Regions from separate parts of the Homo sapiens genome. Here regions 1, 2, 3, 4 and 5 are each linked to region 6. The links are chromatin contacts, found by Hi-C or POLR2A ChIA-PET in ENCODE. All regions are on one chromosome and are shown on one strand. Each heading gives the region's core, a stretch centred on a gene start or an enhancer-like site at or near the end of the contact. The rest is flanking DNA. Distances are from core to core; before and after follow the strand shown.

Region 1 (3,486 bases), core at 712-3,211, 450 kb after region 6:
GGAAATAATTAGGCCCATTCAGAAAGCGGGATGTTATGCAATTTAACCCTCCCAGCCTCGTAGAAACAAGCAGAAGGGGAAACCAAGAGAATTCAGACATACAACAATTAACTACAATGTGTGGTTAGTGATTAGAGCATAGTTTGAAAACATCAGCTATACAAGACATTTGGAGGGAAATTGAGGAAATTTGCATTGGAATTTACATGACATTAGGGAATTGCTGTTACTTTTTTAGGTGGGATAATAACCATGCGGTTATGTAGGAGAGTGTCCTTTTTTTTAAAGAGATGCTTGCTGAAATAATTAGAGGTTATGTGACAGGATGTCCTTACTTTGAAATGTTCTTTTTATTTATTTATTTGAGACGGAGTTCCCCCCTCCCCTATCCCCACCTCCATCACCCAGGCTGGAGTGCAATGGCACCATCTCAGCTCATTGCAACCTCCGCCTTCCGGGTTCAAGTGATTCTCCTGCTTCATCCTCCAGAGTAGCTGGGATTACAGGTGCCCACCACCACACCCGGCTAATTTTTAGTAGAGACGGGGTTGCGCCATGTTGGCGAGGCTGGTCTCAAACTCCTGTCCTCACGTGATCCACCCACCTCAGCCTCCCAAAGTGCTGGAATTACAGGCATGAGCCACCACCCCCAAAAAAATTCAGACCAGGTGTGGTGGCTCACACCTGTAATCCCAGCACTTTGGCAGGCTGAGGTGGGCTGATCACGAGGTCAGGAGATAGAGACCATCCTGGCTAACACGGTGAAACCCTGTCTTTACTAAAAATACAAAAAAATTAGCCAGGCATGGTGGCAGGCGCCTGTAGTCCCAGCTACTCGGGAAGCTGAGGCAGGAGAATCGCTTGAACCCAGGAGGCAGAGCTTGCAGTGAGCCGAGATCCTGCCACTGCACTCCAGCCTGGGCGACAGAGTGAGACTCCTTCCCAAAAAAAAAAAAAAATCTGTTGATGGGTGGTGGTGATGGGTGCATAACAACATGAATGTGCTTAATACCACCTAGTAATATACTCAAAAAGGGTTAAAATGGTAAATTTTATGTTATGTATATTTTGCCACAATAAAAAACAAAATACTCATCCACTTGGGGCTGCTGAGCAGAGACAAGATCTTACTGAGGACAGCCTACCAGTGACTTGCTGCCTCTGCCTGCTGGACTGTTGGGTTCTTCTTCCCCAACACCAGCCTCAGCTGTTGGTGGCAGCAGAAAGGGGTTGGGGGAGCCCCATTCCCCATGGATCAAGCCCATCATGCCATCAAGAATTTGAATTTGGTGGCTTCCCACCCCATGGTTCAAAATCTCTTGGGATCCCAGATCCAGCAAATCTAATTGCAAATGTTTTGGGGTCAACCAAATAGGGACTGACTCTCCCTCAGTACCAGACCTTACTTTGTTTTCAATTCCAATGAACCAGAAATCATGAGGCACTTAGAGCCTTTTATTCCCTACTAATTACAATGCAAACTGCTACCCACATTTTCTTGCTTTTGTCTGAGGGTGGGATCCGTCAGTTATCAGAGCTGATGTGTAATCAGTCTGTTTGGCAATAGGAGCCAACAGGGATTCATTACCCACCACCCACAGCCAACCCCCTACACTGCAGCAACCAGGAAGCTGGGGAAGATGAGAGTATGGTCACCCCCTTTTCATTGTTTCATTCAGGGTAGAAATTCAGGGCCTACGGGGACATTGCAAATTCCTTTAACCTGGACAGCGATGCTGATGTGCAAGTTCCTAGAAAGCAGCATGGACATTAACAGAACATTAAGCAAGCATGATGACTAAACCAAAGGGAGTTGACGCAGAGCATTTCAACACCACGTAATTAATTACCCAGCAGAAAGACATTTCAGCAAAGGGCCTGGGGACCACATGATTCTACTTCCTCATCATAGATCTGCAACTGACTTCACAGATGGTGTGTAGCAGCCGTTGCGTGAGGTGTTTAAGAATAATCACCATGTTTTAATTCCATCTGCTTCCCCTGGGGAGAGAAATTCTTACTTGACAGTGAAGCTGAGGGAAGAGAGAGACCCTCTGATATTGTTTTATACTCAGTACCCGTTTTAAGAAAAAACGACAAGGAAGTAAAACCAAAGACAGGCAGCCCGGCGCCAGGCCAAAAACCAGGCCTGGGCCTGCCTGGCCTAAACCCAGTAGTTAAAAATCAACTCATAACTTAGAAACCGATGTTATTCATAGATTCTAGACATCATATAGAAGAACATTGTGAAACTCCCTGCCCTGTTCTGTTTCTCTCTGACCACCAGTGCATGTGGCCCCTGTCATGTACTGCCTGCTTGCTCAAATCAATCACGACCCTTTCATGTGAAATCTTTAGTGTTGTGAGCCCTTAAAAGGGACAGAAATTGTGCATTCGGGGAGCTCAGATTTTAAGGCAGTAGCTTGCCGATGCTCCCAGCTGAATAAAGCCCTTCCTTCTACAACTCGGTGTCTGAGAGGCTTTGTCTGCAGCTTGTGCTGCTACAAAGCCACACAGTACAAGGCAGTCTAGATTATCTTCCCCATTTGCTTCTGACAGTGTGAAGGTTGACACTGAGTTTGCCACTCTCCAGGGCAAATATCTTTAGTTCGTTTCACAAATGGGTTGACCGAGGTCCAGAGATTGTGGGTTGTGCCCAAGATCACAAGCTCAAATTCATGTGCGATGGATAGAGAGCAAGGGTTGCCTTGGAATCTGATTAACACCCTGTGGCTACTCCCAACTGGGGTGAGGGAATCTCCCCACACTCAGTACCCAGTCCTGATTAGGGTTAGAGTAGCATTAGTGGTCCTATGGGCAGGAGTCCTTCCTTTCTCCCTTATTCCCCACAGGAAAAATTTTTAATTGATAAGTATCATTGCCATGCATGCATTTGTATTTCTACCACCTATGTATGTATCCATAGACAATATAAAGTATTATTTTGTGTGTTCTTAAAAATTTAAAATAAATAGTATCATACCATATCATTTTGCAACCTGCTTCTTTTTTCAGTATTTAGTGTGTTTTAAGTTTATCCTTATTGGTTCATGTAACTCTACTTAAATTATTTCAAATACTATAAAGTAGTCCACTGTTTGAATAAACCTCAGGTTATCTACCCATTTTTTTGTGCATTATATGTATTATATAGTGAATTCTTACAATAACATAAGCTAGAGAAAAGAAAATGTTATTAAGAAAATCACAAGGAAGATAATATATATTTACTGTTTATTAAGAGGAAGTGGGGTCATCATAAATGCCTTCATCCTCATTGTGTTCATGCTGAGTTGGCTGAGGAGGAGGAGGAAGAGGGAGAAAGAGAGAAGGGTTGGTATTGTCATATCAGGGGTAGCAGAGGCAGCAGAAAAGTAACATATAAGTGAATGAACAGAGTTCAAACACAAACCCGTGTTGTTCAAAGGTCAATTTTTCTTTTCTTGTATAATTTATTGGGTGCAGTGTTCTAAAGATGTATTTTAG
Region 2 (3,488 bases), core at 283-2,782, 290 kb after region 6:
GGCAAGTACATGGTGCTGAGATCACTCGGTCACCAGGATTTGACCTACGATGGGGACCGACCTAGACCTCCCTGCTGAGAACTGGACATCCATTGACCCCGGTTCTAGGCGACCCACTGTGAGCTAGGGCAAGGCAACTGCCTCTCTGCACCTCAGTTTCCCCATTTATGAAGAAAGAGGCACTAGATAATTCAATTTTCCTCCAACTCTAATGATCTGGGGTTTTTTTCTCCAAAGACCACAGATCTGTATCCCACTACAAGGGTACTAACTGGTACCCAGTACCTTGACATTAGAGGAGTAATTCCGCCATCGCCTCTCCCTACCGGGAAGAGTCGGTCGGTTCCCCGTTGTCAGGGCAACCGCCTGGCCACCGCCCCTCGTCTCCTTTCCCGCGGCTCATCTGCGGAAACTCAGGAGCTACTCCAGCAATTACGTCACTATCATGCGTCCCATTTGCCAGGTTATAACATGGCTACCGCAGCAACACCCCACCCAGGCTTCTCACTAAATTTCCCAACCTGACCACCTCTTCGGCCCACTCCACCTCAGGAAAAGGAGGAACATTAGCGCTGGTACAGCCGCCAAGACTTCCGGAAGCTCCATCAATCACTTAGCTCCCCTGGTCTCTCGGGTAGGCATCCGCCCACCGCCCCCATCGTCACTTCCGTCGGCCGACAGCACCCAAGATTGACAGGCGCGGACGTCCAATCAGATGCGGGCCCAGCCCCAAAGCCGAGACGAGGGGCGGGTTTGAGAGCGGAAAGCCCCACCCCTTGCCTGAGTGTGACGTCAGAATCACCATGGCCAGCTATCCTTACCGGCAGGTGAGTGTGTGAGGGGCCCGCGAATCCAGGTAGCGGCGGTGCCAGGCGCAGGCCCGACGTCCCCCTGCTCTTTCTCCCCGCTTTCTCCGCGCCCTTCCCACGATGGGTTCGCTTCAGCGAGGCCTTGCGCTGTAGAGAACCGAAAAGGGACCGTCGGTCGCGCCCTGCTCACGTCATGAAGGACCGCACATTCGCGAGGTCGTGTCGCGCCCCCTTGACGTCGCTCACTCGAGGATTTGGGGACCTTGGACCCCACAGGTCCAGGCTGGCGCTGGCCTGGGCTCCACAGCCTCCCAAGGCCCTCATGGGGGCCTTGGGCGGGGGCATCAGCCATGACCGGAGGTTTAGAGTTCTGGTTCCGCCGATCTCATTTGGGGCGTCGGATAAAAATCCAGGCTTCCGGACCCACCCCACACTGCATCAGAGTCATCAGGAAACTCTGGTTGTAGCAGGCGCCACAAGTGAGCTGGTTTGACCACTGACTTAGTTCAACACCGCCATTTCGCGTGTAGAAAAGTGAACCCCGAGAAGACACAGAACTTACCTGAAGTCACCAGGCAGTTAGGCAGCAGGGCCGAGGTCAGAACCCGGGCTATCTTCAGATGCCTCTTCCCCAGCGTATCTTGATTCAGTCAGGAATACCGCAGCAAGGTGATTCTGTGGCCAGAATTCTTTGTTGGGTGATAGTAGGGTGTTGAAGTGCACTTTGGTGTCAGAGGTAGGTTCATATCTTAGCTCTACCACCTAAATAGTTGTGAGCCCTTGAGCAAGCTGTTTTGCCTTTCTGAGTCCAAGTTTCCGCCTGTAAAATAGGGCCGAATAATAGGATCTGCCTCATAAAGCTGTTGTGGAGAGTCAGGAGGTGATGCTTACGAAGCGTTTGGTACATAGTGAGGTGTAACATGTGTTGCCCTTTAGCATTTTGATTTTTAGTAGACTTCTAAAAGGCCAGTGCCCGGAGGGTCCTCAAAATAGAGCCCTCATTTTACAGAGGAGGAAATGAAGCCCACAGAGGGCTGCGATCACACAGTTATTTAGGAGATGAAATCCATAAACGAAATGTGGGAAAACAAGATCAATTGGTATATTACACAGTGCTCAACTGAGTTTAGTCACAGGCCAAAAGATGTAACAGTCCTTCCAGGGAGTGCAGTCTTGTGCGGGTTACACAGTGTTTGGACCTCCATTATCCTAATCATGAAGTCCCTATCGGCATGCAGGTATTATTACCCCTAATTAACTGCTGAGGAGCAAACCCAAAGAGGTTAAGTGGCTTCCCAAAAGTCACACGTAGTAAGTGAGGGTGAGGCCATGACCAGAGCTTAGGACTTCTCTTATTGCATCCTTAGAGAGAGGTAGGAAAGAGAGAGGCCAGTGCGGGCTGGAGTTAGGAAGTGTAGCATAGCAGTTGCTTCCTAAAGTCCATTCCATTTGCTGAGTCTTGGGAGGTTTTAATAGATATTGTTAATATAGGAGGATTCTGTAGTTAACTAAAGTTTTGGAAATACTCTTAAGTATAGCTGAATAAGTTTATTGACCACAAGCTATTTCAGAATCCTTAATTTGCTAATGTACATTGTAAATCATCCAGAAAGGAATATAATATGCAGTATTTCTTAAACATATCTAACCATAGAAACTCCGCCTCCCGGCTTTCTTTTCAGATGTCTGGTCACTTTTTTGACTCTAGTATTTCTGAGGAACACAGGCTGAAAAAACATTCATAGCGCCTTGTTTCCCAGTGGCTGGTCTTCTGCCTCAGAATCAGCTGAGAGCTTGTTTAAGAAAGCACACTTTTGGGTCCCACTTCAGACCTGTTCTGTACCCAGGAATCTACATGCTAATAAGCATTAGGGACAATTGGTGTGCATCCTAAAAGCAGTGACAGGTTAGAGAGAACTGTGCTAGAATTCTAGCTGTATTACTTAATAGTTATATACCCCTGGACAAACTAAGGGCTCTGAGCCTCAGCTTCCTCACCTGTATAAAGGGAGAAATAATACCTGTGAAAAGGGCTAAAATGAGGTTAAAATGCAGGGAGCCTGGCGTGTTGCTAGTGCCTAGTACATGCCAGTGTCTGGTGGCAGCTCTTGCTGCCGTGACTGCTCTCATGATGCCATGCTGCCTGGGCTATTCCTGGAGTGAAATACTGAAAAGGAGCACAGAGAGAAGAGTCTGGAATAGAAAAAGAAATGTTGTTTTTTTTTCCTACCATACCCTTGTCCGCCTCCTGGTCTCAGGTGTTCTAAGAAAGGAAACGAGTTGTTTTAAAGCATCTCAGTCAGTGCTGCCTCCCCTCCACCCACTACATAGCTTTGGAGGATTCCAGCCTATTGTTAGGAGTCAGAATTCCTGTAATTTTCCACTGCTTCCAGTCCAGGGTACCCAAGCAGGGACTGGGTATTGGAGTAGTAAAATTCAAGCACCCTTTGGTCCTATGGGGGAACGAGCTTGGTGGATTTCAGTGCTTAAGAGCTTAGTTTTTGAGGCCAGAGAGAGTTGATTTCAAATCCCTGCTTTGTCACTCCCTTGCAGAAGTTTGTTGCAAAAGTCTGAGACTCAGTTTTCCCTTTTTTGAAAAAAATTTTTTATTTATTTGTTTATTTTTAAGACAGAGTCTTGCTCTGTCGCCCAGGCTGGAGTGCAATGGCACAATCTTGG
Region 3 (3,464 bases), core at 965-3,464, 280 kb before region 6:
TTTCTCATCTATCTTTCTTGTCTCTTATTCCCTAGACTGGAAACTATCTATGGATTTCATCTCTATTTTCCTAGGACCTGTTTACTCAAACAGGTACACTGTAGGTCCTCAATATTTGCTAAAAAGGTGAATGAACCCAGCTTACCTGTTTCACAGTCCCAGAGACGACAGCTGTTGTCAGCTGAGCCAGTGAGGACATGCTTGGTGTCCCCTGAAGAGTTGTTAAGAAATATGACGAAGTTCACCCGAGCCCTTGTCCTCTTGGGATGCCAAGTGAATCATCTCCCTGTTCAGCCCCAAAGAGCCTTTCTACCCCTCTTACCTCCTTATCCAGAACTGGAATTTGTCCTGAATGTTTCCTCAGTCAGTGAAGAGACCAGGGAGTAGGAGGTATCGTTCTCTAGGCCCTCAACAGCACCCCCAACTCCCAACTCCCAACTCAGCCTCTCCATCGCTGACAGACCCTAGCAACACGGACTCAGACCCAAAATAAGGATACAGTCAGCGTCCACACACCACACAGCTCCGGTATGGCCCATGTAGGTGCCCAGCCTCTCACCATTCACAGAGTACCATACATTGACGATCTGGAAAAGTCAAACCACAGGATAGTACACATCCCAGTAAGAGCAATGGCTTCCTATTTTGCCCCAGGAACCCTCAGCAGCCTGTAGCAAGGCTGATTCTGCCCTCTTCTGTTTATTTCTTGGGAAACAGCAGGGAGCTGGTAAAAAGACCAACTCCTGGATTCTCCTCCCTTCCTGAAGGGAAGCAACAGAGGAGTCAGGCGGCTTGTAAAGGCATCCTCATTTGTTAGCTCCAGCTCTCCTGGGACTCCCAACGGCTCCAAAGAATAAAAGGCCAAGTTGAGCTCCAGTCCAGAAAAACAGTATCTCTGATGTCTTATCCAAGTGGGAGCAGCTGGTAGTAAGGAAGTCTGGGTTCTGGTGCCTGCTCTGCCACTGTCTCACTATATGATCTCAAATACAGTGCTTCTCTCCTCTGAACTTCAGTTTTCTCATCTTGAAAATGGCCAGGCCGGGTGTGGTGACTCATGCCTGTAATCCTAGCACTTTGGGAGGCCGAGGCAGGCGGATCACCTGAGGTCAGGAGTTCAAGACAAGCCTGTCCAACATGGTGAAACCCCATCTCTACTAAAGATACAAAAAATTAGCTGGGCATGGTGGCACGAGCCTGTAGTCCCAGCTACTAGGGAGGTTGAGGCAGGAGAATCGCTTGAACCTGGGAGGCAGAGGTTGCAGTGAGTCGAGATCGCGCCACTGCACTCCAGCCTAGGCGACAGAGCGAGACTCCGTCTCAAGAAAAAATAAAATAAAATGGCCAGGTGCCTCAAAAGGCAGTATCATGAGGGATTGTTTGGCATTGAGTAGCAGGATGGGATTGACTTAAAATGAGACTAGAGACACCCTCATTAAGTTCCCTGTGTCTGAATAACACAGCCTGCACCTATCCTGGTAGAAAGATTAGATTATCCCTAAAGGTCGCATCCCGTTCTCTGGGCAAGCTGACCCTCATCTTTATCCCCTTTCCACAGTGGTCTCTTGCTTTTCTTGGAGTGCAGTGGCACGATCTCAGCTCACCGCGCTCAAGCGATCCTCTCGTTTCAGACTCCGAAGTAGCTGAGACCACAGGCGCGAGGCCACCATGTCAGGCTAATTTTTTTGTGTGTAGAGATGGGTCTTACTACGTTGCTCAGGCTGGTCTCCAACTCCTGGGCTCAAGCGACCCTCCCACCTCGGCCTCTCAAAGTGCTGGGATTACAGGCGTGAGCCACCGCACTCGGCCAATAGAGTTCTTCCCCACCTTTCCCGGTAGAATACTTTCGCCAACCTACCCCCGGCATGGCCTCTCCCTACTTCTCACAATGGGCTGCTCTTTGGTTCCCCGCTAACGGCAAAACTGGCGTGTCCACCCATCGTCCTGGCAGAAGGATCCCGCCCCTCCCGGACCCCCTCCAGCCAACACTCACAGGGTCCTTGGCCACAGTAAAGAGGAGGTCTCCTTCGCGGTTATACTTAATCTGCGTAATGGACCGCTCATGGCCCTGCAGTAGGATCGGCTTCTGTGGGGACAAGACAGTAACGTCAGTGCTCGGAATTGGGCCCCAGCCTCAGCCCAGGACCCCCACTGCAATACCCCTAACTCTGAAACTCACCATCCCGGCTGTGACGCGAGGAAGGCCGCAACGTGAGTAAGACCGGAAAAGGTTTCGAGGTCACTTCCGGATTATGGGTCTCCGCCCCTTCGTTCCCGGAAGTAGAAGACAGCGGCGTTGCCATGGCGGCGTCTCTGGGTAGGTAGCCGGCCCCGCCCTTCCATGGATTTCCCGACCCTCGCCTCGAATTCATTTCCTGCTCCACATCCACCCTCTAACCCCGACCCCTGCTACAACCCCAGAGGCCGGACTCCTGGATTCATCTCCCTAGCTTCCCTGGGCCTGCCTTAGCCGCCAGTCGCAGCCGAGGCGAAGAGAGCGAAGGAGGGAAGTGGGGGCGGCTAGCTGGGGCTAGAAGGCCAGGAGAGGGCGGGGTGGGCGGCCGTTTGGGGTGGGGGTCAGGGTGACTCACTCGTCTGCATTCAGGGCAGGTGTTGGCTCTGGTGCTGGTGGCCGCTCTGTGGGGTGGCACGCAGCCGCTGCTGAAGCGGGCCTCCGCCGGCCTGCAGCGGGTTCATGAGCCGACCTGGGCCCAGCAGTTGCTACAGGAGATGAAGACCCTCTTCTTGAATACTGAGGTGCGTCTCTGTGAAAGGCCCCTCTCTCGGTGGAGTTGCCGCCAAGAATTTGGTCTTTGGAGTCAAACAGGTCTGGGTCAGCCCCACCACTTACTCACTAGAAATTCTCGGAAAAGTCAGTTGTCCTTGAGCCTCAGTTTCATCATCTGTAAATGGCGATTATAATAATAACCATCTGATAGGTCAGTTGCAGGAATTAGGTGAGATACGTAGAGCACTTAGCATTAGGCCTAGAACATAGTAAGTGCTCAATCTATGGCTGCCATTATTCACATTTTATTGTGATTCCTTCAGTTACATAAGGCAACATTTGTGAGCCTTTCCAGAGGGAGGGCTTGGGGCTCAAATTGGCCCTGCAGGGGAGGAGTTCAGAGGAGGAAGGCTGGAGCTGGAGGACTTGGGGAAGGCTTCCTGGAGGGGCTGACATTGGCTTCAAGGCCTTGCAGGATGGGAACTAGCAGAGGTGAGGGAGAGGGTAGTTTGAGCAAAGGCACAGACTTCAGTCTGTTTCCCTCTTTGCCCTGGAAGGATCCTCCTTAGAGGGATTAGTGTTCTCTGGGTCCTTATAACCCTGCCTCCCTCCAAGGAAAGACATTCGCTAGGAGCTCAAAGAAGGCAGTGCTGCTCAGTCAGGCCATCACACTGACTGCAGGTTTCTCCTCTTTCCAGTACCTGATGCCCTTTCTCCTCAACCAGTGTGGATCCCTTCT
Region 4 (3,396 bases), core at 288-2,787, 260 kb before region 6:
TCCCTCCTCCTTTCCTTCCCTTCTGTACCCACCTCTTGAACTTGGCCCGCTGCTTGGGGGATGGCAGATGAGGAAGTCCTAGGGCCAAGGAGCCGCTGTGGCTGGTAGGCACAGGGACCCTCCGTAGTGTGCCTGGGGCCTGGGCTGGCTGGGCCAGGCAGGGCTTGGGACTCCGTTTCTTCTTTTTGTCATCCATTGGGCGCTGGCTGGGCCTCAGGCCTAGGAGGGAAGCAACCCCACAAAGATAGCCAGGGGCAAAGTTAGCCCTTCACCCAGAAATCCCTGAGAGCTGCACCAAGGAAGGGCCCTGGGACCTTCCAGCTTGTCACCTCATCTATACGGTAGGGGCAGAGCCAGATGCCAGTGTCTGCTGCTGGGATCGTGGATGTACACTTGAAGGACCTTCTAAGGCCCAACCTAATTCCCCTTCTGCCTGAAAACCTAGGCCCCTCCTGAAAGGGTGGGACCAGTCACAACTATCTTGGCGCTACTGGGGCTTCCTGTCACGGTGGCTGGGGGGCGGGGCTGGCAGAGGAAATGTAGTGGGAGACAAGACGGAGGTGAGCTGCAGAAGCCCAGCCGAAGATTAGGGATGTCTTAACTAAACCCTATTCTATTTATCAGGGGCCTAAGCAGATGCTAACAAACCCTGTCAGCATGGGAGGGGGACAAGGTGCAGGTAGGGGCGCCTGGGAAAGCCCCAGCGTGTGGGTAATTGTAGGAGAAGCCGCAGCATACAGGGCAGGGTTCATTGTGGGTTTCCCCCACATAGACACCGGCATCCCTCCACTTCCACCCACCCCCAACCGAAAATATTAGGGACTCCCTATAGGTCCCGCGGGTGTGCTTTCAGCTGCTTCATTTTTCCCAGTCGGAAAGTCCCTGCTGGGCTTCAGCTGCAGCCAGGGTGGACTGGGTGGTTGGCCGCTGGCTGCCTGGGCCTCCGACAAAGGCTGCGCCTGTGGCTGGGCTGCTCCGAGGTCCCCGGTCCAGCAGCGCCCCCCAAGCCTCCGGTCGGCTGGGGTTCCCTCCTCTGGGGGTCTCATTCCAGGCTGCTGCTACCGAGCCTAACTTCGAATTCTGGGACTGGGGGGGTTGGGGGGGTGGGTGGCGCTTAAGCATTTACACTGACACATAGCTGGCTGCCACTGACGGGGTCTGCGGGTGTGGGGAGGGGAGATAGGAGCGCATCCTCTGCCTCTCCGTGCAGCAGCTTGACCCAATTAGGGACCTGATAGAAGAACTGGAGCCGGAGCCTGTGCTCCCCAGGAGCGGCTGGGGCGACCGGGGATCTATTTCCCAAGCCCGGGCTCCAAAGCCATGTGCCAAACTCATCGCTCAGCTCCGCAGCCGCGCTCGAAGACAGAGCGTCAGACCCGCGTCATTCCGCCCCCGCCCTCACTCCCTCAGGGGGCTACTGACCTGGAGGTTTGGGGTCTCGAGTGATGCTTCGGTGCAAGTTCCCTCCGCCCTCCGCCCTCTCCTCCCGGGAACACCACCGGGTGAAAGCTAAGCTGGAGGGAGTTCATTTGCATTTAAAGAGAAAGTGACCTTCTCCTTAGCGCGGTGGGGTGAGATGGGAGGAGCATCCCCGCGTATGCTAAGCAGTTCCTCTCACTCGACCTCACCTCCCCGCCTGAACCTAGGGGACCCTGTTGGTTGTGTGATGTCTATTTTAAAAAGATTTTCCCTTTCCCGGCAGTTTCAGAGAGAAGCTACAGTTCCTTACAAAATGGTGGTGGCTTTGTCAGAAAGGGGGTGGGGCGGGGGAGAGGAGAGACAGAGTGAGTGAGTGAGAGAGAGAGAATGTAAGCACAGAAGAAGCACAAGCAGCAACAGCAGCAGCATCAGGAAGACACTTCGAGCAAAGACAGCCATCAATGGAGTGAGTCCAGTGCCCTATTGAGCACTTTACATACATTTCATCCCCATAACAACCCTTAAGGAAGATACCAGTGTCATTCCCCATTCTACTGAAAGTAAGCAACAGTCTTTTGAGGGCAAAACCCCTCTCTCTACAATGCCAGACAGTTTTCTCTGGTAAGTGGTGGGGGCTGTATTTTGCCGCAGATGAAGTGACAGGAGTCCTCCCCACCCCCCAGGCCTAGGAGACAGGTGTGGGGAGCACCAGGTCATAAGGTAGACCACGCGATTCCCTGGCACCTGACTCCAGTCCTCAGGGAAACCTGAGCACCTGATGGAGGCTGACCCAGTGTGACTGCTGCTGCCTGCAGCCAGATCAATGGGGGCAGCTATTTAAAGCCCTGGCAGAGGCTCCTGGCGCAGGTCCCCAGAACAGCATCTGATACAACAGGAGAGAGGCTCATGTTTGGCCAGGCGGCTCAGCAGGCTCAAGTGAGCTGGCCCAGGGCAGTGCACACAGCCACCCAGCCCACCTTCCCCATCCCCGGGCAGGAGTGGCTTCCTGGGGTTGGGCCTCTTGGCTGATGTGGGGAGCCATGGGCACTGCTCCTGAGGGCACCTGCTCAGGGCTTCTTCCTGGGTACTTCCAACACTCAGAACACTCCACAAGGGTAAAGAGTAATTCCGAACTTTTTCAATAACCAGGGGCCCAGACTGGGGACAACAGAAATCCCTCTCCTTCCCCACCGGAGCTGCTAGAGTAGACAGTGGTAATGCTGCTGACAGAGGGAGCACCCCTGTGGTTCCCATCCTCAGCTGCTTCACTGGGGGGTCAGAAACCTCATTATTCTCAGAGCTGCTTTGCTTGGAATCTCCAAGAGTTGGGGCGGCACCCCCCCCACACCCTCCAGAGGATCTGCGACTAGAAATAACATGGCCAGCATGGAAAACATGTATCAGGACCCAGCTAGAAGGGTCAGAGGCTCTGCTGGGACTGTCACAGTCATTGTGGGCACATCTATTTGTGGAGGCCTGGAGGGAAGGGCAGGTGGGTTGTCTCTGCCATTTCCTGGGCATTCAGCACATATCATCCTTTGTGCCTGACCAACCCAGGACCCAGAGAGAACAGGGTGCTGGGTGAGGCCACCAGCAGCATGTCTCCCATATAGGAGTCCCATGCTTGAGGTGGGTAAATGGGGGGTGTAAAAACTGAACAGAGAATGTGCTCTCCTTAAGGAATGCATACAATTAGAGGCCCCTGTGAATTCCCTTGGGCAGGCCAGGGCTATAGGAGCCTACCCACAGCTCAGACCCAAATAGCAGTGATGAGTGTCCACCCCTCTTAACCTGGGCCTCAAATGGCCTATGCCTGGCTCCATGCCTTTTGCCTTACTGCTGGAGCCTATCAATTTCCTATTGAAACACCTTCAGTTGCCCCCCCTGCCCTCTGGATCTAGCCCACATTCCTTAACCTGGTACCCAGACTCTGGGCCCAGCCTCACCCCCTCTCCCAGTCCCATGGACCTGCTTCCC
Region 5 (3,450 bases), core at 946-3,445, 360 kb after region 6:
GAGATTAAGCTATAACTGAAGACATCACACACACACACACACACACACACACCAGCTCTCACTGAAATTAAACTATAACTGAAGACATCACACACACACACACCAGCTCTCACTGAAATTAAGCTATACTGAAGACAACACACACACACACACACACCAGCTCTCACTGAAATTAAGCTATAACTGAAGACATCACACACACACACACACATACCAGCTCTCACTGAAATTAAACTATAACTGAAGACATCACACACACACACACACACACACACCAGCTGTCACTAAAATTAAACTATAACTGAAGGCATCACACACACACACACACACATACCAGCTCTCACTGAAATTGAAGCCAAACTATAACTGAAGATATCACACACACACACACACACACCAGCTCTCACTGAAATTAAGCTATAACTGAAGACATCACACACACACACACACACACACACACACACACCAGCTCTCACTGAAATTAAACTATAACTGAAGACAAATCCTGCAGGGTCACACACCAACTGCTGTTTGGGAAGTTCTTCAATGATTCCAACCTGGATTCCTCTTACTTTACTTGGATGCCAGCCACAACATTCCTGGGATCCTTTTCCATTTAAATAAGTTAGGGCTTGGAGATGGGGAGTGGGAGGAGCATGGGGAAGCCAAGGCCCAGAGAAGGTAAGCAACCGTCCTAAGATAACACAGCACTCTTGAGATGACAGCTCAGGTATGCAGTCTGCCGGCCCAAGCCCCATGGAACTGTGGGAAGGAACGCAAGTGATTCTCCTATTGGACAGGGGCAAGTGCATGGAAAAGGATGATGGTGAGGCTGAAAGCAGGAAAAGATTTGACCCATCTCCCAGGTATGAGCAGCCATCTCGGGGCACAGGATCCTAGAATCCTCAGCAAAGGCAGAAAAATGGCTAAGATGACCCTCACCAACCCATATGTGCCTTATCAGCCCAAGAGTGAGTCAGCAGGTGCGGCCAGCACCTTCCGTGTCTGGAAAAGAGACAGGATTGGGAGAAAATGTGGGAGGTTGCCCTTTCCCTGGGCCAAATTAGAATTCTAACCAAGGAGCTTCTTCAGTCTTGCTGGAGAGTAAAGTTCCCAGAGGGGCAGGGAAGAGTCCCAGATTCTACAGAGCTTCCCCTGGAAATGTCAGTGCATCCATCAGCTTTGCTCTTGAGCCTTGCTGAGTCTGAGGTGGACAAAGTGACCCACCCTCCTGGCCATCTTAGTGCCCACCTTGGATCGGGGGAAAAGGGGGTGGCACGCCGAGGCAGAAGTCCCAGAAGTCAGGGCAGCAGTCGGAGACCGTGCGGTTGCAGAAGAGGTCACAGTAACAGATGGCGCCCAGGTAGGGCAGGGCACAGTCGTCGGCACGGCCGCGGCAGCACAGGTCCTGCTCCTGGCAGTACCGGCCTCCCGCGTCCCGGATGCCCCGCAGGTGCAGACCCGGTGCTAGCTCCCGGCGCCCACGACCCTGCTGGGCACCCAGAGCCAAGTGGCCAGCCAGCGGCAGCAACAGCAGTAGCCCCAGTGGACATCGCCACATGGTGGCTCCTGGGCCCTGGGGGGCAGAGATGGTGGGCAGCAGAGACTCCCTGGAACACCAGGGATGAGTCTCCCAGTTTCCTGGAGCTGTGAGTTCAAGAGGGCCCAGCAGGGAGGGAGATCCCGATTCCTGAGTCCCCAGGCAGGACACGGGCAGAGGAGCCCCAGTGTGTGGGCCCTGGCTATAGGGGGATGGGGACTGGGCAGAAACGGAGCCCCTCCCTGACCTAGGCAGGGACCTTCAAGGACAAGGAAATGAGGGTGGTGGCATTCTTGGTGCTCCCACCCAACACTCATCCTGTGGACCCAAGGTCTTCTCTCCTGTCCTAGGTCTCTCTGCCCTCCAGCAGCCTCCATCCCTGACCTGGGTCCTTGACTTTGTGCTTTCCTGTCTCCCCCGGTCTTTTGGGTACACCTCTCTTCTGTTCCTGTGTCCCTCTGTCCCCCTCCACTGTCCCTCTCTCTGCCATCTGTCTTGGTTCCTCTACCTGCCCCCTCCCCCTGTTTCTTCTCTGTCTACACCTTCCGCCCTCTGAGCAGGGGAGCGTCCCTACCTGGTGAAGGTGTGGGCTGGGGCCCAGGCTGGCCCGCGCGCCTCCGCCTCCTGGCTCTGCGACCGCCGGACGCTCAAAGTCAAGAGAGGAGCGCGGGGCGGGGCGCTTTTTGTACCGCCCGCCCTCTGCACCGCCCCAGCAGTGGCGGAAGGGAGGGGCGCCTGGCTTGTACCTGGAGTAACTACCCCACAACTCATGGGCTTGCAGGGTGGAGAAACGACAAGCACACGATTGTCCTGGCTGGGTCTCCTGTGGCGGAAGCCGTTCCCTTAGGGGAACCCCAAGCAGGAAGGATTGCGGTTTCACACTGGGAAGGACTTCACAGTGGGCATCCCTGTGGAGCTGAGGGGCTCTGGTGGAGAAGGGGGGATATGGGCAGCCGAGCTCTGGGTTATGGACACAAGTTTGGGAAATGATGGGGAGGGCATGTGAGGCAAAATTCTGTAAGCCTCTCCTGACCCCTCGGTAATAAAAATAGCCATGCACACCCCTCTCCACTGTGCCCCCTAGGCTTGGGTGCCGCCCCCCTAGCCACCCCAGCTCCTAGGAATGATTGGAATTCCAGGAGTATGATCCTTAGGTGCCCTGGGCGGCTCATCCCTGGGAGGTGGGCAGGGTGTGGGGGTGGCCTCTGCACCCTTTGATCCCTTGTTGAGTCTGCCTTCCCTTGCCTGCTTGGGCCCCTAGACGAGCACTGCCCTCTCTAGCAAACCCAAGGGCATCCTGCTTGGCACCTGTCCCCCTCCAAGGGTCCAAAGGCAAGGGCCCTACCAGCTGGCACCCCCTGCAGAGGCCCTCCTTCCTGCCGCAGGCATAAACCTTTCTTTGCCCAGGCTGGCCTGGGACCCAAACAATGGGGCTTCTGTCCCGCCAGGTCTGCCGTCACCTTTTACCTCCCTATTGTGCAACGCCCTCTCTTCAACAGGTTGGGCCCAGGCCAGAGGTCTCTACCAGCAAAGAGGATAAAAGAGACTACACCTGGACAAACCCTCCCAGGCCCAGGCCTGAGCCTCACATGTGGCCCCGGGGAAGGCATCAGGGACTCCCTTTGCCCTCCCACTGACCTCCCTGCAAACCTCCCCCAAACCAAGGGGCATCCTCAGCTGGCCAGACCCTGGGGGAAGGGAGAGAGCCGAGGATCACCGGCACCTGTGGCTGGGTTACCCCTGCCATGGACCACTGGGTGGTGAGTCACCAAGGGGGTCCTGCCCTGGTGGTGGGGGTGGAGGGATAATATCCGGGGGCCCCAGCACTGGCACTAACACACCCAGGAGCTGCCCATCTGCTCCCTGCAGGGACCTGGGAGGACAAAGCCTAGGTGGGAAACTGAGGCTCA
Region 6 (3,598 bases), core at 935-3,434:
AAAAAGGGGGGGGGCGGTAAAGGTAACTACTATTGGAGCCACTATTCTTATCCTTATGTTGTTAATGTTGTTATTACATTATTTTATTTCAGGGCCAGAAGGAGAGCTAGGTGGAGGGAAGGGTCATTCACTTGGTCAGACAATCTACTAGATGAAAACAAACAAGCAAACAATCTGCTAGACTGCCCCAAATAGATCCATTTAAGCAGGGGAGAATCTGAAAACAGGCAATTACAATTCCATGTTAAGTACTATGGTAGAGTATTGCACAAGGTGTTTTGCAACTTTATCGGAAGAATCAATAACTCACAGACGCAGCAAAAGTTTTGCAGAGGTGGTAGCTCTTTCTTTCAAATCAGTCTATGTTTCCAGGAAGTAGAAAATACTGCTTGCTGGAGGCAGACAGAATGCAAGTGAGCCCAGTCTGTGCTCCTCACCTAAGGGCCTTGCTACTGATCTGCAGCCCCTCCTGCTCCTCAAGGCCTCTCTCAACTCCCACACAGCCCTGCTAGCCAGCCTTGCCCTAGAATACCCCCTCCTGGGCCACCTGGTGGTGAACATCCTGGACTCTGTGCTGTGGCTTGATGCGGCTGAGTCATAAGACCTTTCTTTTTACTGCTAAGCGCTAATGGAAGCCTTCTGGTCAGAAGCAATGCCCCAAGTCTACCTTGTGGGGAAGGTCTAATGACGACAGATCACTGCTTCTCCCCGCAGGGCTGGATGAGCATGGATGTGGTGGCGAGGTGGGGGAGAAGCACCCACGGGAGCATCTTCATTTCTTCCTATATAGGCGCCAGTTCTGGGCAGGCAAGACTTCCCAGGGGTGGACAGAAAGAACAGACCCTCCCCAACCCGCAATTCCCAGGGGGAGACATCTCCCTCCCAAGCCAGCCTCCAATGCCGCACTTTGCCATCTGGTCGTGGCCCAAACCAGCCTCCTAGCTCGCTAGTGACCACATTTTCCAAACCAAAACTCAGGACGCATGATCTGGCAAAGAATTTCTGGCTAGCTTCCAAATGCAAGAGGCAAAAACCTTTCCACCTGAGAATCTCTACGATAATCTGCGTCGTTAAAGGTGACATTAAGTCGGAAAGCTTGAAATTCAGGGTCTCTTCTTTCTCACTTTCTCAACTCAAGCGTTTTCTTTTTCTTTCTTTTTTTTTTTTGAGACGGAGTCTCACTCTGTCGCCCAGGTTGGAGTGCAGTGGCACGATCTCGGCTCACTGCAAACTCCGCCTCCCGGGTTCAAGTGAGTCTCCTGCCTCAACCTCCCGAGTAGCTGGGATTACGGCCCTCCTTCCGGGCGGGCGCCACCATGCCCAGCTAATTTTTGTATTTTTAGCAGACACAGGGTTTCACTATGTTGGCCAGGCTGGTCTCGAACTCCTGACCTTGTGATCTGCCCTCCTCGGCCTCCCAAAGTACTGGGATTACAGGTATGAGCCACCGCGCCTGGCCCTTCTCAAGCGTTTTCATACGTTGTTATCGATACGTGAAAGAGCCCATGAGGTAGCTGATTATTATTTCCATTTAATAGTTGATAATACTTGGAATCACTTGCCCAAGATCCTACATCCTGAAAGTCTGAATTTTGGCTTGTCAGGGACAGTTCTTAGGGTGGGTGTGTGTCTTGTGGGCAGAGCTGGGGGTGGCGTATTAATATCTTCGACGAAGATGCACACGCCATTCATTTGGGGCCTCAGGAAGGGCAGCCGAGAACTGAGCTGGCCAGGTTCCCACTTCTGAGTTGGAAATCCCCAAGCCCAGGACGTGGCGGCCACCCCGTCCCATCAGGATCTGACCCGAGGCCTTAGGGCCAAGTAGCGAGAAAGAACCCTTCGACCTTGCAGGTCACACCTCGGCTGCAGGCCCTCGACCCAGCCCAGGTGCGGATGGGCGGGGCGCAGCGTGGGCGAGCGACTCCCCAGGCCACGTTCTGCCTTCCCTCCCCGATCACATGGACTCGCCTTCCGTAGCCGGGAGTGCGGAGCGGAACGAACCACGAGGAGGAGGAGCGGGGGAGGCGCCCAGGGCAGTGGGTCAGCGCCCCGCGGGGCAGGTGGGCGGGCCCAACTGCCCGCGAGCCGGCCAGCCAGCCAGTCAGCGAACGCGGAGGGCGGGCCGGTGGCCCTGCGCGCCGCGCCCCGCAGCGCCCCCTGAGGGGCGGCGGCGGGAGCTGGTTCCGGCTGCGCGCGCAGCGGTGGTGGTGGCGGCGCGATCGGCCGGGCTGTAACCGTCGTCTGTCCGGGAGCGGCTGGAGCGGCAGCGGCGGCCGGGCACGGCGCGAGGTGACGCCACAGGGCAGCGGCGGCAGCGGAGGCAGCGGCGGCAGCAGGAGACGCAGCGGCGGCCGCAGCAGCAGCAGCAAGACGGACTCGTGGAGACGCGCCGCCGCCGCCGCCGCCGGGCCGGGCCGGGTGTCGCGCGCCGAGGCTGGGGGGGAGTCGTCGCCGCCGCCGCCACCGCTACCGCCGCCGCCGCCGCCGCCGAGGTGACTGAGGAGAGAGGCGCCTCCTCGCTCCCGCCACCGCCGGACTTCAATGCCCAGTCCCCAGCTCGCCAGCGTGAGTGCGCCCCTCCCGGGCGGCCCCCGCGCCGGCGCCGGGGGCCTCGGGGAAGGGGAGGGCGGGAGGCGCCGCAGCCATTAGTGCAGGCCGGAGACACGTCCCCGGAAGGAGGGCCGGGCCGGGCCGGGGCGGGGGAGCGAGGGTGGGTGAGCGAGGGGCGGGCTCGTGTGTGTGGAAGGGAGAGAGCTGTGCGAGCGTGGGGGAGAGTGAGTTGGTGAAGGGAGGGCGTGTGAGTGGGGGACAGGGCTGAGTGTCCGTGCGAGGAGGTGGGGGGAGTGGGAGCGCGTCGGGAGGCAGTGTCGATGTTGGGGGAATGTGGGTGAGGGCAGGGGAGGGTATGGGTGTGTGGGGAGCGTGTGGGCATGAGGGGTGGTGGTAGAATGAGTGAGTAAATGGGGGAGGAGAGAGTTGAGAGTGTGGTAAAGAGCGGGTGAGTGTGGGGGGAGAACATGGTGTGTGTCGGTGAGAAGGTGCGTGGCAGAGGCAGGAGTGTGGTAGGGTGTGCCGGCGTGTGTCCAGTGTGTGAGCAGGCATCCTAGAGGCCCTTCCCCTTGGTCTTTGTGTGTGGCGATAGTGAACCCTGGTGTGTTGGGTTGGGGAGTTCTTTCCGGGAGCATCTTGTCCGTGGGTCTTCAGGTTCAAGTATGAGGAAAGGGGGTATAAGTCTCCTCCAGCGGCACTATGATCTTCTGGCTCTGGGATTTTAATTTTTTTCCCCCAGAAAGGATGTGATGTGTTTTTTTGTTGTTGTTCTATACATTTTTTTCTCCCACGTTTCATGACTTCAAAGTAAATTTTCAAATTTGTCAATGATGCCATCCTATCCTAGTCTGGGGCCCCTGAGAGCTAACGAAAAGAAGTTTGTCTGTTGCCCAAAATCCTACACTCTGGCCTGTAGAGTGTTCAGGAGCATAAACTTTTGTAAAGTACTGCTAGTTTTTCAGGTGAAGAGTATTTTATTGTTAGGTAAATTGAACTGTAGTCTGGTTTATTATTTCCTGGAATTTGTCAAGAAATTAGCAGTGACTAG

The links. A loop is a pair of places that touch in the nucleus more often than their neighbours do. ChIA-PET counts read pairs that join two places held with the same protein, here RNA polymerase II (POLR2A). Pooled maps may share reads with other maps.
Region 1: a pooled map shows a loop between it and region 6 (4-fold over the local background). The contact joins the enhancer-like site here to the promoter of PTP4A2 in region 6. A Hi-C loop is called at or near these places in 3 of 37 single-sample maps with no recorded cell type and 4 of 50 pooled maps.
Region 2: a loop to region 6 is called in a map of CD8-positive, alpha-beta T cell, with 3 times the contacts of the local background. The contact joins the promoter of PEF1-AS1 here to the promoter of PTP4A2 in region 6. A Hi-C loop is called at or near these places in 8 of 168 maps with a recorded cell type or tissue (B cell, CD8-positive, alpha-beta T cell, ascending aorta and 5 more), 4 of 37 single-sample maps with no recorded cell type and 16 of 50 pooled maps. POLR2A ChIA-PET finds 5 or more read pairs at or near these places in 9 of 52 experiments (CD4-positive, alpha-beta T cell, CD4-positive, alpha-beta memory T cell, HEK293 and 5 more).
Region 3: a loop to region 6 is called in a pooled map, with 5 times the contacts of the local background. The contact joins the promoter of EIF3I here to the promoter of PTP4A2 in region 6. A Hi-C loop is called at or near these places in 1 of 168 maps with a recorded cell type or tissue (breast epithelium) and 2 of 50 pooled maps. POLR2A ChIA-PET finds 5 or more read pairs at or near these places in 2 of 52 experiments (Caco-2 and activated CD4-positive, alpha-beta T cell).
Region 4: a map of gastrocnemius medialis shows a loop between it and region 6 (2.1-fold over the local background). The contact joins the promoter of CCDC28B here to the promoter of PTP4A2 in region 6. A Hi-C loop is called at or near these places in 1 of 168 maps with a recorded cell type or tissue (gastrocnemius medialis), 1 of 37 single-sample maps with no recorded cell type and 8 of 50 pooled maps.
Region 5: a loop to region 6 is called in a map of PC-9, with 4 times the contacts of the local background. The contact joins the promoter of TINAGL1 here to the promoter of PTP4A2 in region 6. A Hi-C loop is called at or near these places in 5 of 168 maps with a recorded cell type or tissue (Calu3, PC-9, ascending aorta and 2 more) and 4 of 50 pooled maps. POLR2A ChIA-PET finds 5 or more read pairs at or near these places in 2 of 52 experiments (AG04450 and WTC11).

The regions. Positions count from the first base shown.
Region 1 is chr1:31,481,891-31,485,376 of GRCh38, reverse strand. It overlaps LOC105379772 (a long non-coding RNA gene), which reads right to left. Exons shown (of 3, transcript XR_001737618.2): 3 at 3,221-3,297. Among named protein-coding and RNA genes, the nearest start is that of LINC01226, 35 kb to the left of the region's middle. RefSeq lists a silencer at 1,050-1,228 and an enhancer at 1,893-2,202. Within about 2 kb of position 1,961, at least 13 of the 41 ENCODE cell types and tissues checked have a DNase peak (open chromatin) inside an H3K27ac peak, as active enhancers do.
Region 2 is chr1:31,642,180-31,645,667 of GRCh38, reverse strand. PEF1-AS1 (PEF1 and COL16A1 antisense RNA 1) reads right to left here and starts at 1,532. Exons shown (of 6, transcript NR_184313.1): 1 at 1,372-1,532; 2 at 822-956. It overlaps PEF1 (penta-EF-hand domain containing 1), which reads left to right and starts at 792. Exons shown (of 5, transcript NM_012392.4): 1 at 792-827. The coding sequence starts at 804. RefSeq lists enhancers at 323-662, 903-972, 292-1,062.
Region 3 is chr1:32,221,157-32,224,620 of GRCh38, reverse strand. EIF3I (eukaryotic translation initiation factor 3 subunit I) reads right to left here and starts at 2,214. Exons shown (of 11, transcript NM_003757.4): 1 at 2,177-2,214; 2 at 1,991-2,083; 3 at 500-587; 4 at 146-211. The coding sequence starts at 2,179. It overlaps TMEM234 (transmembrane protein 234), which reads left to right and starts at 2,268. Exons shown (of 5, transcript NM_019118.5): 1 at 2,268-2,314; 2 at 2,603-2,754; 3 at 3,424-3,464. The coding sequence starts at 2,299. RefSeq lists enhancers at 1,886-2,519, 1,796-2,995.
Region 4 is chr1:32,198,736-32,202,131 of GRCh38, reverse strand. CCDC28B (coiled-coil domain containing 28B) reads right to left here and starts at 1,537. Exons shown (of 6, transcript NM_024296.5): 1 at 1,423-1,537; 2 at 33-219. The coding sequence starts at 196. RefSeq lists enhancers at 171-691, 560-779, 692-1,211, 1,470-1,549, 1,762-2,319 and 2 more.
Region 5 is chr1:31,575,260-31,578,709 of GRCh38, reverse strand. TINAGL1 (tubulointerstitial nephritis antigen like 1) reads right to left here and starts at 2,195. Exons shown (of 12, transcript NM_022164.3): 1 at 2,115-2,195; 2 at 1,252-1,576. The coding sequence starts at 1,561. LOC105378626 (a long non-coding RNA gene) reads left to right here and starts at 813. Exons shown (of 6, transcript NR_188671.1): 1 at 813-866; 2 at 3,040-3,300. RefSeq lists an enhancer at 1,664-2,384.
Region 6 is chr1:31,936,954-31,940,551 of GRCh38, reverse strand. It overlaps PTP4A2 (protein tyrosine phosphatase 4A2), which reads left to right and starts at 2,184. Exons shown (of 6, transcript NM_080391.4): 1 at 2,184-2,565. RefSeq lists enhancers at 1,598-1,867, 2,978-3,027 and silencers at 1,928-2,307, 2,510-2,681, 2,458-2,797.